Linked DNA regions of Homo sapiens: region 1 is linked to region 2. The links are chromatin loops, found by intact Hi-C in ENCODE. Cell type or tissue: K562. All regions are shown on one strand. Links, peaks and the distances in the headings refer to the core of each region. The heading gives the core; the rest is flanking DNA.

Region 1 (4,380 bases), core at 314-4,313, 94 kb after region 2:
CTCTGTCCTCGGCTCCTCCAGGGTCGCCCCGTGTGTCCCCAACTGCTGCCTCCCCCTCACCCTGCCTCCCCTCCATCTCTAGATCCAGAACAACTGGTCCTATGGAGAGAACATAGACGAGGAGCTGAAGACCCACCCCATGCTGAGGCCCTACAAGACCTTTTCAGAGAAGGTGACCAGGCCTTGGGGCCCAGCATTGAGGGTCAAAATGAAACCCCCAAATTTGAGGATTCGGGGAGGAGTGAGGCAATTTCACATGTTTGCATCTAGGTGGATCTGTGGGTTAGGTCTCCCCATTCATGGACTTTGCCTTCTCTCAAACTTGGTAGAGTGGGTAGAGACTCCGAGAGAGTGGGTTTGATTCCTTGGCTGTAGTAAGACTTCTCGGAGACTCAAGTGTCTAATGGGATAAGGAGATTGGGTTTGGGAGGCTCTGTTACAGAGCAGGTAAGAGACTTGAGTTGGAATCCAGACTGGACCATTGCCTAGCCACATGGTCAGGGTTTTCTCCTTTGGGGTCCTTCCTCCACCCCTCTCTCATCCCATTCCACCAACTCCCCACCCTCCTGTCCACCCCAGGACAAAGAGATTTACCGCTGGCCCATCAAGGAGTCCCTGAAGGCCATGATTGCCTGGGAATGGACGATAGAGAAGGCCAGGGAGGGTGAGGAGGAGAAGACGGAAAAGAAAAAAACGCGGAAGATATCACAAAGTGCCCAGGTGAAGGCGGGGCCTGGGTGGAGGGCAGGGGCACGATGGGGGGAGGGTCTAGAACAAGGGGCATGGCCAGACAGGGAAGGGATGGAGAGGAGAGGGGCCCAGGGAGGTAGGTGGGGCAAGAGGGGTGCAGAAACCTGAGATCTGGGAAAGGAGAGGGCAGGGGTCTGAAGAACTGCAAAGGGCAGAGGAGAGAAGGATGGGGTGGTTTAGAGACAGGGCCTTAAGGAAAGGACAAGGGGTCTTGAGCCAGGGGAGGGTGGAGGGGGTAGAATGGACTAGTGGGGCCTGGGGAGGGGCTGGCCTGGGCTTCCTGCTAGCCCATCAGCCCACCTCCCATCTTCCCCTTGTCCTCTCAGACCTATGATCCTCGAGAAGGCTACAACCCTCAGCCCCCCGACCTTAGTGCTGTTACCCTGTCCCGGGAGCTGCAGGTGAGAGCCCTGATCCTTTTGGGGGGACATAGGGTGTCTTTGGGGGGGCTGGCATCCTCTGAATCTAGCCCTTGACTCTGCATCCACTCCCAGGCCATGGCAGAACAACTGGCAGAAAATTACCACAACACGTGGGGACGGAAGAAGAAGCAGGAGCTGGAAGCCAAAGGTGAGGGCGCCCATGCCGCCCCCACGCTACCCCCGTGGATTCACCGTGTGGTTTTGCTGATTGCCTTCATGCCCCTGAAACTCGGTTTCTCCATCTGTAGATGGGAATAATAACAGCGTTTACCACCATGGGGTAATGAGATGAGCACCAGCAAGCAATGTTTCCGTTATTCGTATCTTCTTTATCACCATAATTACGCATGCCGGGCACTGCAGGAACCACTTCAGTGAGAGTGGCCCGGGTCTTCCCCAGAGCCCTGATTTCTGGTCTTTGCCTCCCCAGGCGGTGGGACCCACCCCCTGCTGGTCCCCTACGACACGCTCACGGCCAAGGAGAAGGCACGAGATCGAGAGAAGGCCCAGGAGCTACTGAAATTCCTGCAGATGAATGGCTACGCGGTTACAAGGCACGCGGGTTGGGGCTCCCGCGGAAGAGCAGCAGGCAGAACACACCCGGCAAAGGCTGGAAGGGGCGGGGCCAGAGAGGGGTGGAGCCGAGAGGAACGGGGCCTGAGGAGCAAAGATGGAACCAGAGGGGAGGAGCTAAGGGAGTGGGGCCTGGACACAGAGGCGGGGCCAGATGGGGAGGAGTTCGAAATGGGCGGGGCTTAAGCACAGGCGGGACCAGAGAGGAGAGGAGGAAGAGAAGGGCGGGGCCCAGGGAGCAGAGGCGGGGCCAGAGAGTGGAGGAGACTGAGAGGGGCGGGGACCGGTGATTGGAGGCGGGACCAAAGAGGAGAGAAGGCTGAAAAGGGTGGGGCCCGGGGAACAGAGGTAGGGCCAAAGAGGAAGAGGCTGAGAGGGGCGGGGGCTGGGGAGCACAGGCGGGGCCAGAGAGGGGTGGGGAGGTACAGAGGGGCGGGGACTGGTGAGTGGAGGCGGGACCAAAGAGGAGAGAAGGGCTGAGAAGGGCAGGGCCCGGGGAACAGAGGTGGGGCCAAAGGGGAGGAGGCTGAGAGGGGCCGGCCCTGGGGAACAGAGGTGGGGCCAGAGAGGGGAGAAGGCTAAGTGGGGTGGGGCATGGGGGACTCAGAGTGGAGCCCCAACCTGGGGTGAAGCCAAAGCTGATAGAGACGGGGCCAGCAGGAGCAGAGGCGGACCTGAGAAGGGTGGGAAACTGTAGGGCCGGCGTCTGGGCTGATCCTTCTCTCCACATCTCCATGCAGAGGCCTTAAGGACATGGAACTGGACTCGTCTTCCATTGAAAAGCGGTTTGCCTTTGGCTTCCTGCAGCAGCTGCTGCGCTGGATGGACATTTCTCAGGAGTTCATTGCCCACCTGGGTACGGAGAAATACCCCCCGCTTATGCCCGCCCCACCTGCAGACACCAGTTCTGCAGACCAGACTCACCTAGGACACCTGTTCATGCACTCAATCCGTCCTCCCCTTATCTGATGTTTATTGAGCTTCTACTATGTGCCAGACACTGTTCTAGATGCTGGGGTACAGCAGTGAAGATGACAAATGACCCCTGCTCTCCTGCAACTACTCCTATGTTGGATTCAGGCAATTAGCATCATAAATAACTAAATCGTTTAGTGTTAGAAGGTGATCAGTGTTATGGGAAGAAGAAAACAATAGAGCCAGGTAGAGGGGATTGGGAGTGTGGAGCCAGTTGTAATTTTATTTTATTTCATTTTATTTTATTTTTATTTTTTATTTTATTTATTTATTTATTTTTGAGACAGAGTTTCGATCTTGCTGCCCAGGCTGGAGTGCAGTGGCACGGTCTCGGCTCACTGCAACCTCTGCTTTCTGGTTTCAAGCGATTCTCCTGCCTCAGCCTCCTGAGTAGCTGGGACCACAGGCACGGGCGCCGCCACACCCAGCTAATTTTTTGTATTTTTTAGTAGAGACGGGGTTTCACCATGTTGGCCAGGATGGTCTCGATCTCTCGACCTCGTGATCTGCCGCCTCGGCCTCCCAAAGTGCTGGGATTAAAGGCGTGAGCCACCGCACCCGGCTTGCCAGTTGTAATTTTAAATAGGGTGTTCCAGAAAGACTTTGATGAGAATGTGATATCTGAGGCAAGCCATGAAGGAGGTCAGAGAGGAGCTGTGTGGACCTCTGGGGGCATCTGTTCCTTGCAGGCAAAGGAACAGCGAGTGCAAAGGCCCTGAGAGGTCCCTGGTGTGAGTGTCAGGATGCCCTGTAGCTGAAGCAGAGTCATCGAGGGGGACGGTGAGATAAACGAGGTCACAGAGGTGACTGGGGCAGATCATGCAGGGCTTTGCAAGCTGTGATGAGGACTTTGACCTTACCTGGAATGAGATGGAGTTGGGGGTTGGGGGCTGAGCCGAGGAGGGACGTGATCCATAATTCTGGTGTTCACAGGGTCCCTCTGGCTTGACTGGGGTGGGGACAGGAGCCGAAAAGGGTGAGAACTGGGCAGATTTCTGGATCTATTTTGAAGGCTGAGGCTGCTGGGGTGCCCCCCAGTGCCTCTTACAGGCCACTAAGAATTACAGCTAGGCCCTACAATCCCCTCCAGTTTCCCTTAGAGACCCCCCCCAGCATTCCCCTTGAGAGCTACCCTCAGGAACCCCCAAATTCCCTCCAGGTGAGTGGCAGAGCAGGATTCGCTGTCACGTCTCACCTCAAAGCCTGCCTGCTGAGCTTCAGTGCTGCACATCCCCCTGACAATTCCCTTCCCTCTCTAGACCTCAGTTTCCTCACCTGTGATATGGGCATATGTTCACCATAACTAGCCATGGTTCTGTTACTTACTGGGTGACCTGGGGTTAGTTACTTCACCTGAGTTTCCTCATCTGAAAAATGGGGGTTGGGAACCAACTGCACAGACCTCCAAGTTGTAAGGAGACTGTGTGAGGATGACATGTCTCACAGTGCCAAGGACATAGCAAGTGTTTAATAATTGGAGCCAGTATTATTATTATTATTATTATTTTTTTTTTTTTTTTTTTTGAGACGGAGTCTTGCTCTGTCACCCAGGTTGGACTGCAGTGGCGCGATCTCAGCTCACTGCAGGCTCCGCCTCCAGATTCACGCCATTCTCCTGCCTCAGCCTCCCGAGTAGCTGGGACTACAGGCGCCTGCCACC
Region 2 (4,357 bases), core at 1-4,000:
TTCTACCTTCACCTGGTCTCTGCAGTGTTTGTGGCAACACAGCCCGCACTCTGGGGGAAGGCAGCGGCAGGGGTCCGATCTGTGTCATCCATTCTTCCAGCCTGCGGGCCAAGGCTTCCCTCCCACTCACTGACACCCCACTCACCCCGACAGCGGTAGCCTTGCTTGGTGACACCCCAGAGCTGGGAAGAGAAAGGAGAAAAGGTTACCCATCCTAGGAGAGGGAGGGCTGTGGATTGGCAGGGCAGCTGGGGAGTGGAAGTGTGGAAGCTACCCAGGTTTTGAAATTCTCAAGGCTAGAGATTTAACTGGAATTAAAGGAATGTGGGTGGGGTACAGTGGCTCATGCCAGTAATCCCAGCACTTTGAGACGCCAAGGTGGGAGGTTGGGAGGCCAAGGTGGGAGGATCGCTTGAGCTCAGGATTGGAGGCTGCAATGAACCATGATCGTACCACGGCACTCCAGCCTGGGTAATAGAGCAAGACCCATCTCTTAACAAAATAAATAAAGGAAACTTGGAGATTATCTCAAGTTTAGATAATCACCTCAGATATTAGATTTAGGTAAAATTTAGAGTTACTAAAATGCAAATTCTATGGGCAAGAGTTGTCTGCTGTATTCCTGCTGTAACCCCAGGGCCTAGGATTACCTGGCACACAGGAGGTGCTCAGTAAATATTTCATGAATGAATAAATGAATGTGGGAAGTAATCCAAGGTTTGTGAATTAGTCTCGGGTTATAGGTTGAGAGATTGATCCACTAGCCAGAGTTTGAGGATCTCTTGAATTTGGAAGTTATTCAGAGTTTGAATGATCTGGAGTCTAGAGATTTGGAGGATGATTCTGTTTGAACATAATCTACCCGGTTTGGAGATTATCCAGGTTTGTTGTTGTTGTTGTTGTTGTTGTTGTTGTTGTTGTTGTTGTTGTTGTTTTTGAGACAGAATCTCGCTCTGTCACCCAAGCTGGAGTGCAGTGCTGCGATCTTGGCTCATGCAACCTCCACCTCCTGGGTTCAAGCAATTCTCGTGCCTCAGCCTCCTGAGTAGCTGGGATCACAGGTATGCACCACCACATGCAGCTAATTTTTGTATTTTTAGTAGAGACGGGGTCTCTCTTGCTATGTTCCCTAGGCTGGTCTTGAACTCTTGAGCTCAAGCAATCCGCCCACCTCAGCCTCCCCAAGTGCTGGGATTACAGGCGTGAGCCACCACTCCTGGCCTCCTATCTAGAGTTTTAGGTATTATCCATGGTTCAGCAATTGTCTGGGGTGGACATTATCTGGGATTTTGGGATTATCTGGCATTTGGAGATTATCCAGGATATAGGGAATGTCTGGTGTTTAGGGTTTATATGAAACAGGATGATTTGAAGCTGGAGGATTTCTGGAATTTGGGGGTTATCTGGGGTTTGCGGACTGCCGGCTTCAGGACAGATGGAACCTAAGGGTGGTGATGGGGTGGGGTGCTCACGAAGCCACTGCAGCTGTCGCAGAAGGTAGGCTTTCGGAAGGTGACCTCATGGAAGGTGTGCAGGAAGGCCAGGCCCAACTTGGAGCAGATGGCGCTGGCCCGGAGCAGGTACCCTGTCAGCTCCTCTCTGCTGAAGGATCCTCTCCTGGGGGCAGAAACTGAGCCTCAGCATGACCTGCCCCAACGTCCTCCAGACCCAGGAGTCCAGGCAACCCCAGTGTCCTCATCTTCGGAGGATCCAGGAGTCACAACCACTTACCCCTGGCGTGGGGGTGGGTGAAGCCCATGGCAGGCGAAGGGAAAATTGCCCGAGAGTCGCTCAAAGTCCTCCTGAGAGATTGTTCCTCGGCCTTCAGGGTCATAATTCTTGAACACAGACTTCAGAGGAGTGTGGGGAAGCAGATAAGGCCCAGTTGTCGAAATATGATCCCCATGGCCATAAGTCCCCACCTCCAGGCTCAGGGTTCTACAGATGTCTTCCCTCCTGGCTGCTGGCGGCCGGGCCACCCTCCCCTCCTTACCTCCACCAGCTGCTCCACATGCCGACCCAGTGTGACCCTGTCCGGCTTGGGTGTCACACCAGGGGCCCACTCCACCACCAGAGGTGCATTGAAGGGGGAGGGTGGCTGGGGCGGGGACAGAGGAGCACAGTTAGTCACTGCATAGGCTTAGGGGGGGTTCGAGGTAATTGGGGGAGTCCGAGGCCAGGGGTTGGGTCTCACCAGGCTCTTGGGACAACGCGGCTCCCGGGCATAAGAAAGCTCATAGATCTCGTCTTCCGTGTAGAAGAGGTCCAGGGAGAGCTGGAGCAGACAGGGGTGTTACGGATCCTCCCATCTATAGCCCTGCCCCAGACCCCCACACCCACTCGCAGGCTCTTCCCAAAGCCCCTCCTGGGTTCAAATCCTGGCATTACTGCTGTGGGACAGTGGGCAAGGGACCTCACCTCTCTGGGCCTCAGTTTCCCAATCTACAGAATGGGCACAGTAAGGGTCCCGACCTCATAGGGTTGTAAGGTGGAATGAGGTACCTGGCACACAGTCAATGATCAATAACTGTTAGTAGCCTTTTGCTTAGATTCTTGGATATGTCAAAGCTTGAGATTTTGGGCTATCAGCATGAGAAGCTCAGAACCTTGGAGTTTAAGAATGTGAACCCCAAAGCAATTCCAGAGCTCAGATCAATGGATACTTGAGTCATTGGAGGAAGTGGGGAAAAAACATGTTACTTAAATAGAATACAGAGCTCACTCTGCTCCATATACTGTCGTTTTTTGAGACAGAGTCTTGCTCTGTCACCCAGGCTGGAGTGTAGTGGTACGATCTTGGCTCACTGCAACCTCCGCCTCCCAGGTTCAAGCGATTCTCATGCCTCAGCCTCCCAAGTAGCTGGGATTACAGGCGTGTGCCACTATGCCAGGCTAATTTTTTGTATTTTTAGTAGAGATGGGGTTTCACCATGTTGCCTAGGCTGGTCTCAAACTCCTCAGGCAATCCGCCTACCTCAGCCTCCCAAAGTGCTAGGATTAGAGGCATGAGCCACTGCGCCCGGCTAGACACTGTCTTAAAGACATTCTTTGAACGATGTCATTGGCTGTCTCTCCTCAACCACCCTCTGAAGTGGGTCCTTTTATTTTATTTTATTTTTATTTATTTATTTATTTTGAGAAGGAGTTTCGCTCTTCTTGCCCAGGCTGGGGTGCAATGGCGCAATGGCGCAATCTCAGCTCACTGCAACCTCCACCTCCCGGGTTCAAGCAATTCTCCTGCCTCAGCCTCCCAAGTAGCTGGGATTACAGGCACGCACCACCACTCCTGGCTAATTTTGTATTTTTAGTAGAGACGGGGTTTCTCCATGTTGGTCAGGCTGGTCTCGAACTCCTGACCTCAGGTGATCTGCCCACCTCAGCGTCCCAAAGTGTTGGGATCACAGGCGTGAGCCACTGCGCCCGGCTGGGTCCTTTTATTATTCCCATTTTGTGGATAAGGAAACTGAGGCTTAAGGGTTCAGTGACTTGCCCAAGATCACGCAGCTAGAAAAAAACCTAGAAGTTCTGGCTTCAAAACCCATGCACTCCAGCACTTTTCTATCCTGGTCCTGGAGACACTCACACACCCAGGACCCTATATCTCAGTACCCTTGGAAGCCCAGCCTGGGCGGGGCCAGGGGGGCTCACCGTGAGCAGGTGCAGCAGATCCTCATTGGCGCTGCAGGGTGGATGCTGCCCTTGGAGGGCCACCAGCTCCTGCAGCCGCAGGTAGAGGTTGTTCAGCTTGGGTAGGTGCAGGCGGCCGTCAGGCAACCTGTCGGGCTGTGCCTCATGCAGGGACACCAGGTCCTTGAGGTGCACGCCCAGTACAGGCAGCCGGAAACCCGCGCAGCCAGCCCAGGTGCGGCGGTAGCGGGCGTAGTTGTTGTGGGAGGCAAGGAGCTCAGTGAGCTCCAGGAGGGCCTGGGGAGGAGGGACATGGGATTGGGGCGTTATCAGGACAGTCCCATCCCCTGAGCAGCCTCCTGTGTGGGCTCTAGGCCTTCAGGGACCCAGTGGCATTGTGGAAACCTCTGGAGCCCTTCCATATCCCATGCCGGTCTCAGCATCTCCCCCAAACTGCTCTTCCTCTTGGGTCCCCATCTCAGAGAAGTTCCACAATCCCCCATTCTTTGGCTAAAATGATTTCTTTTATCTTTCTTTCTTTTTGATTTTTTTTTTTTTTTTTTTGAGATGGAGTTTTGCTGTCTTGCCCAGGCTAGAGTGCAGTGGCGTGATCTCGGCTTACTGCCACCTCCACCTCCTGGGTTCAAGCGATTCTCCTGCCTCAGCCTCCCAAGAAGCTGGGATTACAGGCATTGAGCCACCACGCCAGGCTAATTTTGTATTTTTAGTA

What was found. A loop is a pair of places that touch in the nucleus more often than their neighbours do. Peaks named below come from ENCODE experiments on the same cell type or tissue, not always from the same donor. Only the 100,000 strongest peaks of a DNase experiment are listed, where the experiment ranks them.
Region 1: a loop joins it to region 2, with 4 times the contacts of the local background. A loop is called at or near these places in 31 of 110 quality-filtered maps.

What each region holds. Positions count from the first base shown.
Region 1 is chr19:38,505,227-38,509,606 of GRCh38, forward strand. It overlaps RYR1 (ryanodine receptor 1), which reads left to right. Exons shown (of 106, transcript NM_000540.3): 53 at 83-172; 54 at 580-720; 55 at 1,077-1,151; 56 at 1,245-1,320; 57 at 1,603-1,726; 58 at 2,486-2,601. Among named protein-coding and RNA genes, the nearest start is that of RYR1, 74 kb to the left of the region's middle. RefSeq lists an enhancer at 1-1,163 and a silencer at 2,075-2,204. In K562, for the core only: no CTCF peak of the experiment used is centred there; a DNase peak (open chromatin) is centred at 1,875; H3K4me3 peaks cover 559 bases.
Region 2 is chr19:38,411,200-38,415,556 of GRCh38, forward strand. RASGRP4 (RAS guanyl releasing protein 4) reads right to left here. Exons shown (of 17, transcript NM_170604.3): 9 at 3,649-3,924; 10 at 2,195-2,275; 11 at 1,994-2,098; 12 at 1,732-1,850; 13 at 1,473-1,617; 14 at 146-182; 15 at 1-50. Among named protein-coding and RNA genes, the nearest start is that of FAM98C, 10 kb to the left of the region's middle. In K562, for the core only: no CTCF peak of the experiment used is centred there; DNase peaks (open chromatin) are centred at 1,942 and 3,922; H3K4me3 peaks cover 491 bases.